Linked DNA regions of Mus musculus: region 2 is linked to region 1. A link is a loop called in an ENCODE intact Hi-C map of the cell type or tissue named here. Cell type or tissue: left cerebral cortex. All regions are shown on one strand. Links, peaks and the distances in the headings refer to the core of each region. The heading gives the core; the rest is flanking DNA. Region 1 has its middle 6.0 kb from the start of Dr1. Region 2 holds the start of Rpl5 (ribosomal protein L5).

The links. A loop is a pair of places that touch in the nucleus more often than their neighbours do. Peaks named below come from ENCODE experiments on the same cell type or tissue, not always from the same donor. Only the 100,000 strongest peaks of a DNase experiment are listed, where the experiment ranks them.
Region 2: it touches region 1 in a loop (2.0-fold over the local background); 5 of 42 quality-filtered maps call a loop at or near these places.

The regions. Positions count from the first base shown.
Region 1 is chr5:108,260,685-108,265,077 of GRCm38, reverse strand. No RefSeq gene overlaps it. Among named protein-coding and RNA genes, the nearest start is that of Dr1, 6.0 kb to the left of the region's middle. In left cerebral cortex, for the core only: no CTCF peak of the experiment used is centred there; a DNase peak (open chromatin) is centred at 2,121.
Region 2 is chr5:107,898,114-107,902,506 of GRCm38, reverse strand. Rpl5 (ribosomal protein L5) reads right to left here and starts at 1,979. Exons shown (of 8, transcript NM_016980.2): 1 at 1,861-1,979; 2 at 568-637; 3 at 370-485. The coding sequence starts at 1,863. In left cerebral cortex, for the core only: a CTCF peak has its summit at 2,023 (motif pointing left); DNase peaks (open chromatin) are centred at 1,354 and 1,992; H3K4me3 peaks cover 1,687 bases; H3K27ac peaks cover 676 bases.

The DNA.
Region 1 (4,393 bases), core at 118-4,117:
TCACCTCGGTTTTTGATCTTAGCCATTCTGATTGGTGTAAGATGGAATCTTGGGCCAGTTTTGATTTGCATCTCCCTGATGACTAAGGACTTTGAACATTTCAAGTACTTCTCAGCCATTCAGGATTCCTCTGTTATGAATTCTCTGTTTAGTTCTATACCCTATTTTTTGATTTGGGTTGTTTGGTTGTTTTTTGTTTGTTTGTTTGTTTGTTTTTTGGAGATTAGCTTCTTGGGTTCTTCATATATTTTGGATATTAGTCCTCTATCAGATGTGGGGTTAGTGAAGATTTTTTTTCCCCAGTCTGTAGGTTGCAGATTTGTCTTATTGACTATGTCCTTTGACTTAAAGCAGCTTTTCAGTTTCATGAGGTCACATTTATCAATTGTTGATCTTAGAGCCTGAGCCATTGGAGTTCTGTTTAGGAAATTTCCCTCTGTGCCATAGAGTTCAAGGCTCTTTCCCACTTTCTCTTCTATTGGATTCAGTATATCTGTTTTTATGGTGAGGTCCTTGATCCACTTGGACTTGAGCTTTGTGCAAAGTGACAAATATGGGTCTATTTTCATTTTTCTATATACAGTCAGTTAGTCCAGCACCATTTACTGAAGATGCTTTATTTTTTCCATTGTATATTTTTGACTTCTTTGCTCATAAGTGTGTGGGTTTATTCTGGGTCTTCAATTCTATTCCATTGATTGACCTGTCTGTCTCTGTATCAATGCCATGCAGTTTTTATCACTATTTCTCTCTAGTATAGCTTGAGGTCAGGGATGGTGATTCCCCCCAGAAGTTCTTTTATTGTTAAGAGTTGTTTTTCACTCTCCTGGATTCTTTTGTTTTTCCATATGAAATTGAAAATTGCTCTTTCCATGTCTGTAAAGAATTGTGTTGGAATTTTGATGGGGATTACAGTGAATCTGTAGATTGCTTTTGGTAGGATGGCCATTTTTACTATGTTAATTCTACCAATCCATGAGCATGGGAGATCTCTCCATTTTCTGAGGTCTCCTTCAATTTCTTTAAGATGCCCCACCATACCACAGGGGCACGTGCTCCACTATGTTCATAGTGGCCTTATCTGTAATAGCCAGAAGCTGGAAACAACACAGATGTCCTACAACAGAAGAATGGATACAGAAAATGTAGTTCATTTACACAGTGGATTACTATTCAGCTATTAAGAATGAGGACATCATGAGTTTTGCAGGCAAATGGATGGAACTAGAAACTATTATCCTGAGTGAGGTAACTCAGACCCAAAAGGACATGCATGGTATGGGTTAGCATTTTGTTTAAGCTCCACCCCACAGTTACCTGGCAACATCCAGGTATGCTACTCCCCCACTATAAAAGGGGGTGCTTGCCCCCTCCTCTCTCTCTCTTGCTCTCTTGTTCTCTTGCCCTCTTCCCTTCCCCCTCCCTTCCCTACTCCCTTTCCAGTCTCTCCATGGCTTCCACTTCTCTACTCTCTCCTTCTCTCTGCCTCTACTACCCAGTTGACTCCCCTCCCCATGCCCTGAATAAACTCTGGTCCCTCAGGGGGAAGGGATGCCTTGGCATGGGCCCGCTGAGACACCCCCTTCCCCCATACCTGACTACCCCTCCTTAGGACATATTCTTTCTCTTTTTATAAACATATCATATGGTTCCATGGCCGGGATTTAGAAACTCTACAGGTTTGCATCCCACCCCAGCTACCACAACTCACTAGCAGAACTAGTAAACCTCCATCCACCACTGGTCAGAGTAAACATCTGTCCACCATGGTCTCAGGGAAGATTTCTTGAGCTCAGAGCTACCCCTGTACTACCCTGACCCTTGTTCTAGGACTTATTCCCTTGGGTGAGATTTTCCTCTTTCCTTTTTGAGACAGTTTCTTTCCCAGCTGAGGATTCCAGGCTGGGCCTGGACAAACTGCTCTCTGTGTCCCCACAGAGAGTCAGTCTTTTGCAGCCTTTGTCCCTATTTACTGGGATGCCTTGGTCTAGTTCACAATTAACAGAAAACACCGTAATGTAGGCTTCTCCCCCTAACCCCTCCCTCAGTTGCTGGCTCCTTTTCCTGCTGCAGCAGCTGGTTCTGCTGGTTCAAGCGGGTCTGGCTCTGCCCCTTGCCAGGGACTCTGCTGCCCTCCCCTCTCTTGCTCTTGGCTCTGTGTCAGTCTCCCTGCAGTTGTGCTCAGCTCCCTCAGCCTGCTCTCCATCCACCAGTCCCTGCTCAGGTTTCTGCCTCCCCACTTTCTCCATACACGCCTCTCGCCATCTGGTTATCTCTGGTATTAGCTGGTCTTGCTTTCTCTAACTGTGGCTTGTTCCTCCTGCAAGCCTGTGTGTCAGTACTCCTGGGAGACCAGTTCTCTCCCGGAAGAATTTGGGTATGGAGAGCTGTGGCACAGGGTCAGCTTAGGGTGCAGATGAAACCCGAAGGATCCTGTCCCCGGCTGTTCCTTGGGTCGTGTGTCCTGATGGCTCTGAGTGGGTCCCCCTCTTGAGCTAGGAATTTGAGCAGAAGTGGTGGTTTTACCTGTGTTCACAGGCATGTCTGCACCCCTGGGAGACCAGCTCTCTCCTGGCGGTATTTGGGTATGGAGCGCTGATCAGCTCCGAGCATCATGGCACAGGATCATTTCCTGGCTCAGACAGAAACCCAGATGTCTGTTTTCTAATGAGAGACAAAAAAATGTGTGGATCCTGGTAGGAGGGGAAGTGGAGAGGAACTTCAAGGAGTATAAGGAAAGAAAACTTTAATCAGTTATATTGTATGGAAAAAACCAATCTGTTGAGTAATAGGAGAAAGTTCAGAATAATGATTAAATAGTAATAATAATAATAATAATAATAATAATAGTAATATCAGCCTGGTTTAAGTAGTGAATTCCAGGCAACCTGAGCTGTGAAACTATATCTCAGAAAACAAAAAAGCAAAAGCATTCATAGCAGACAGAACTATAAATCTTCTGTAAGTCCCATTTATTCATTCATGCATTGATTTTGATCAGGGATTATTGGGAATCTGTCAAATACTTAGCTATGTCTTAGAGATATGAGGAGACTTGATAATAAATAATTTCCTGAAGAAAGCCAAAGGGAAAAATGCACATGATAATTTTCTGAGTCACCTGTGGGCTGGGTAGATGGCTTTATTGATTTTGGCTGAAAGCTGACTATCTGGCTGTCACTAGATCTCTTGCTTTCCTCCAGTACAAAGAAAGCCTGAGCACCTCTTCAAACTGAAGCAGAAAGCAACTTATTTAATGGATCTACTATGTGCAGGGTACAATAAGGAACAAATATCTCATGGAAAGTTGGCCCTGTTGTGGAACTTGTCAATCTAAAAGGCAAATAAGCCAAAGGGTCACAACAAGATATGGTTAAGTACGCGATTGTTATATGACAGGTCCTGTGGGCACAAATCTAAGCAGATATTTGGTGTGTTCTGGTTTAAATGTGGTTTATGCGTCTCCAAATGTTTTGTGTATTGAAATTTAATATCCATTGTGAAGTTTCTAAGGTCATAAAATTAATCAGATTGTGGTGTTTAAGAGGTCTTCCAAGTAGTAGATTTTATTTCTTTATTTAGAGTTAGAATCTTAGAAAGTTATTCGTGTTCATCTTAAACTCACTCTGTAGCTTAGGGAGTTGTTGAATTTGCCATTTCCCTGCCTCAGCCTCTCAAATAGCTAGGATTAAATATTGAGCCATGAAGCCCAACTTCTTTGGTGACTTTGTAAGAGTGAAAACAAAAACAAAAAACAAAAACCAGTCACACACACATTGATTCTCTGTACTACCTTGTCACTCTGCCAACAAGAACATACATGAGAAGCACTCTACAAAGACATAACTATGGAGAAGGGAGATCAATACATTTGTTTGATTGTGACAAGGTCTTACTACATAGTCTAGGCTGGCTTTGAAAGTACTATCATCTTTCCTCAGCCTCCCCAGTTACTGGGATTACAGACTTGCCCACCACATCCAGCTTGGATATTAAAAGTTCTTTTTACCTATATTTATTTCTTTTTTTTAATTAGGTATTTTCTTATTTTACATTTCAAATGCTATCCCAAAAGTCCCCCATACCCTCTCCCTCCCATTCCCCTACCCACCCACTCCCACTTCTTGGCCCTGGTGTTCCCCTGTACTGAGGCATATAAAGTTTGCAAGACCAAGGGGCCTCTCTTCCTAATGATGGGCAACTAGGCCATCTTTTGATACATATGCATCTAGAAACATGAGCTCTGGGGGTACTGGTTAGTTCATATTGTTGTTCCACCTATAGGGTTGCAGACCCCTTTAGCTCCTTGGGTACTTTCTCTAGCTCCTCCTTTGGGGGCCCTATGTTCCATCCAATAGCTGACTGTGAGCATCCACTTCTGTGTTTGCCAGGC
Region 2 (4,393 bases), core at 85-4,084, 360 kb after region 1:
AACAGTAAATAGAAATAGCTTGTCATGCTGGGATGACAGATGAGCAACCCTGCCTGGCAACAAGAGTCCTACCACCCTATTACCAGCCTTTTTAAATCAGTAAAATGGCACACAAGCCCATAAAGTAAGCACCAGGAGTTAATGCGTGACAGATGAAGGTAATTGGAAGACTATTCATATCAACAGATTTCCCAGTCCTCCTCTCAAATTCCATAATGGAAATTAAGCAAAGCCAGGATTTCCAAACCTTCCCCCCACCCCCACCCCCCCCACCCGCCACTGAAATCTACTAACACAAGAAAATAGTCTCTCCCAAAAGTTAGAGTTGATGCGTCTGACCACACTACTCAAGTCTAGGACATAACTCACCTGGCAGATGATATCTCTGTTAGTTACACGAACTATCATCCTATATTTGGGTGTGTTGTACTTATTCTTGTCCTGGATCACCAATCGTTTTCGAGCATAGTAGTCAGTTTTACCCTCTGCAAGGGGAAAAAAAAATTTAACCAGGGAAGGTTCCACCTTGAAACAGTCTTCAGAAACTAAAACAGAAAAAGTTCATACCTCGCCGCCTTCGAAATCTCACTTGGTATCTTTTAAAGTAGGCCTTATTCTTGACAACTTTCACAAACCCCTTTAAAGGAAAAAAAAAATTATCAGGGCTTTGCTAATTGTTTCGTCCCATGACTTTTTTCTTTTGATACAGGCCAACTATGTAGCCCAACATGACCTAGCATTTGGTAGTTTCTGAGCGCCGAATTAATAGGCAAGAACCACCTGGGTTTTGGTCTGTATTTTTTTATTTAACTATGTAACAAAATCATGCCCAAGTTTCAAAAGCAAATTATTACAAGTGTCAACTTCTATAGCATGTTTCTAAGCTGACCGGAAACAAGAATCGCTGTTGTGCAGTGCTCAACCTTTAATAAGGTTAGTTCCTCATGCTGTGGTGACCCTTCCCCAAACCATAAATCTCGTTGCTGCTTCGTTAATTTAATCTTGTAGTTATTCATCGTTAATACAAATATCTGACAGATGGGTTAAGAACCAGATGGAGAACTGCTGTTGCACTGGTTCTCTTCGCCAAACACACCTAACTAAGCCTCAGAAAACACGTAAAGATGGCTGGGCGGAATAGGGCACCGACCCAAGTCGCTCCATCCACAACTGCAGGCTCCTTACTACAACTTGCAGGTACAAAGACATTTTCGTACTGCCTTTAAACAATCTTTCAATTCCTGTACCACTGATCGATCCCTACGCCAAACCGCCGGGATGTATCACCTACACCGGAGCCAATCTGTGCCGACAACTGCACACCTCACCGAGAAAGTTCAACCACTCGGCGCTCACTTCCTCCCTGCCTAAACCGGGCTCAAATGGCAGAGTACGATCTACAATTACTCCTCGCAAATGAAGAGCTGCACCCCACCTCTCAAGTCCGATCTCAGCAAATCTCTGAAAACAGGGCCAGACTCTGGCCAGGAAGAGCCAGGGGCCGCCACATCCCTTCCGGGACGCAGCAGCGCCACGGCCTCCACTGACAGACACTCCCGGCTTCAGGGCTCTGTGCGAGGCCGAGGGATTCGGGCTTCCGTGGCACGGCCTCCTGACGACCCCGGAGACAACTGCGGCTGGCAGCCGGACTCGGAAGCCTCGTCCCGAGCACCCTCCGCCGCGGCCCCTCCCCCGGCTGGCACCCGGCAGCCATTAGGCCACGCTGGAACGGCGGGCGCAGAGCCGGGAATCGAATGCCATCTGCCCCCCGGGTCGCACGAGCCGACCCCGAGCGGGCATCCGCGAGAGGAGGGGGCACCCCGGTGCACGCACGGGCCTGAGACCCAGATGCCCACTCACCATCCTGCGGAATAGAGACCCGCAACCGCGGCTCCACGCAGACCTGCAGAGTCGGCCGCGCTAAGGGGGAAAAAGACCGGAGTCACGTACGCATGCGCAGTATGTAGCACCACCAGCACGCAAGCGACGTGAGAAAGAGTGGCTGTAGGCCTCAAGATGCGCGGGCTATCGCCCCCTGCCGGTAGGAGGATGAATGTCATCTTCCTCCTCTCAACGAGCATGGAGGATGGGCGATGAGAAAGGGAAATAGAGGCTTTTTGCGAGGACTTTTTTTTTTTTTTTTTTGGGGGGGGGGTGGTTTTTCGAGATAGGGTTTCTCTGTGTGACCCTGGCTGTCCTGGAACTCACTCTGTAGACCAGGCTGGTCTCGAACTCAGAAATCAGCCTGCCTCTGCCTCCCAAGTGCTGGGATTAAAGGCGTGTGCCACCACTACCGGGCAGGAGGACATTTTTAAAAACACGCTCGGCATGCACGCACACACACCACACTTATATAATTATTTTTCTAAGCAGGAGGGGGTAAAAATTAAGTTAAATACATGAATTTGCCTATGCTGAAATCTTGCCTTCTCCATGACTTGACTCACTTCTGGAATATATATTTCGGAATTCCCAGCACACAGGGCCGCCGGGAAGCTCAGCCTCAGAGCCTCAAGTTTGAGTTAGAAGAGACTCTTCTGCCTTTGCATAGCATCTTGACATCTGCTTCAAGCATACTTTTCATTCTCCAGCACTTCTCAGAGTGCTGACCTCCAGTCAATTCTTAGTTACCTGTTACATGGTGAAAACAAAACAAAACCCACTGCACTCTCCTGTTGCCTTTATGCTTCCATTGTCCCCAGAATTCCTGACATTATGAGCGCCGCCTCCTCCATCACTCTTAGTCCCCTTCCTCAAGAAGTTTCTTTTTAGGACTGGGTGTGCAGCTAAGAATTGCAGCCTCAGTACTTAGAAGGGAGAGGAAAAAGAATCAGAAAGTGCAAGGCTAGCCTAGGCTACCTAGTGAATTGGAAGCCAGCCTGGGCTGCCTGAAGGAAAAGAAATGCATACAAACAATTATTTAAACACGTGAAAGAACAGTTATAAGGCTGAGAGCTTTAGAAAGTCTAAAAAAAGTCTGAGAGCCGGGCAGTGGTGGTGCACGACCTGGGAGGCAGAGGCAGGCAGATTTGAGTTTGATGCCAGCCTGGTCTACAAAGTGAGTTCCAGGTCAGCCAGGGCTACACAGAGAAATCCTGTCTCGGAAAACCAAAGTCAATGAGAATGCAATTTGAAAATTGCTTCCCTAGCCGGGCGTGGTGGCGCACGCCTTTAATCCCAGCGCTCGGGAGGCAGAGGCAGGTGGATTTCTGAGTTTAAGGCTAGCCTGGTCTACAGAGTGAGTTCCAGGACAGCCAGGGCTACACAGAGAAACTCTGTCTCAAAAAACAAAACGAAACAAAAAAAAAAAAAAAAAAAAAGAAAAGAAAAGAAAGAAAGAAAAGAAAAAACAAAACAAAGTTGCTTCCCCAAATTCTGTGTACCCAATTATTTTTAGCAATAGCATTTTATGACACTGGTGCTCAGATTTTGGAGGGGCAGTGGGACTCCTTAAAAATATTTGTATTTTTATGGATAGCTCAGCAGGTAAAAGTGATTGCTATACAAACCTGATGTACTGACGTCAGACCCCCGGAACCCTTATGGAAAGCCAGGAATGGAGTATGTACCTGTAATCCCAGCATTCCTGTGGTGAGATTCCAGGTTGAAGCCGAATCCCCTAGAAGTGTGTGGGTCAGCAGCAGCAATCAATAGAAAATGTCCTACAGCTGGATCTCATGTAGGCATTTTTCTCAGTGGAGGCCACCTCCTCTCTAATGATTCAGATCTTGGAGTTTCCCAGCTCCCACAAGGCAGCTCACAACTTTCTGAAACCCCAAAATCTAACACTCACACAGACACACATCTAGGCAGAACACCAAATAAAATAACACATTAAATAAACAGACAAACAAATGATAAAATGCTCATAATAAAATAATAAATAAAACACACATCAAATAAAAATAAATACTTTTTAAAAAAAAGTGTGCTCAGTTATTGTACTAGCTGGTTTTCTGTTTCAACTTGACACAAGTTAGAGTCATCAGAGAGGAGTTGAGAAAATGCCCCCATGAGGTCCAGCTGTAGGGCATTTTCTTGGTTGGTTGTTGATGGAGTAGGGCTCAGCTCATCCTGGGTGGTTCTATCCCTGAGCTGTGGTCCTGGGCTCTAAAAAAAAAAAGCAGCAGAGCAAGCCAGTAAGGAGTACCTCTTCATGGCCTCTGCATCAGCCTCTGTCTCCAAGTTCCTATCCTGACTTCCTTTGTGGAAGTGTAAGCTGAATAAACCCTTTCCTCCCCAAATGGCCTTTTGGTCATGATATTTCATCACAGCAATAGAAACCCTAAGTATGACAACTAGCATGCCTCCCCCAACCCCCGCCATTGGTTCTGATCATAATTATTTTATTTAGAAAGAAAAAAATTGTTTTGGTTACAGGAAATAAAAAATT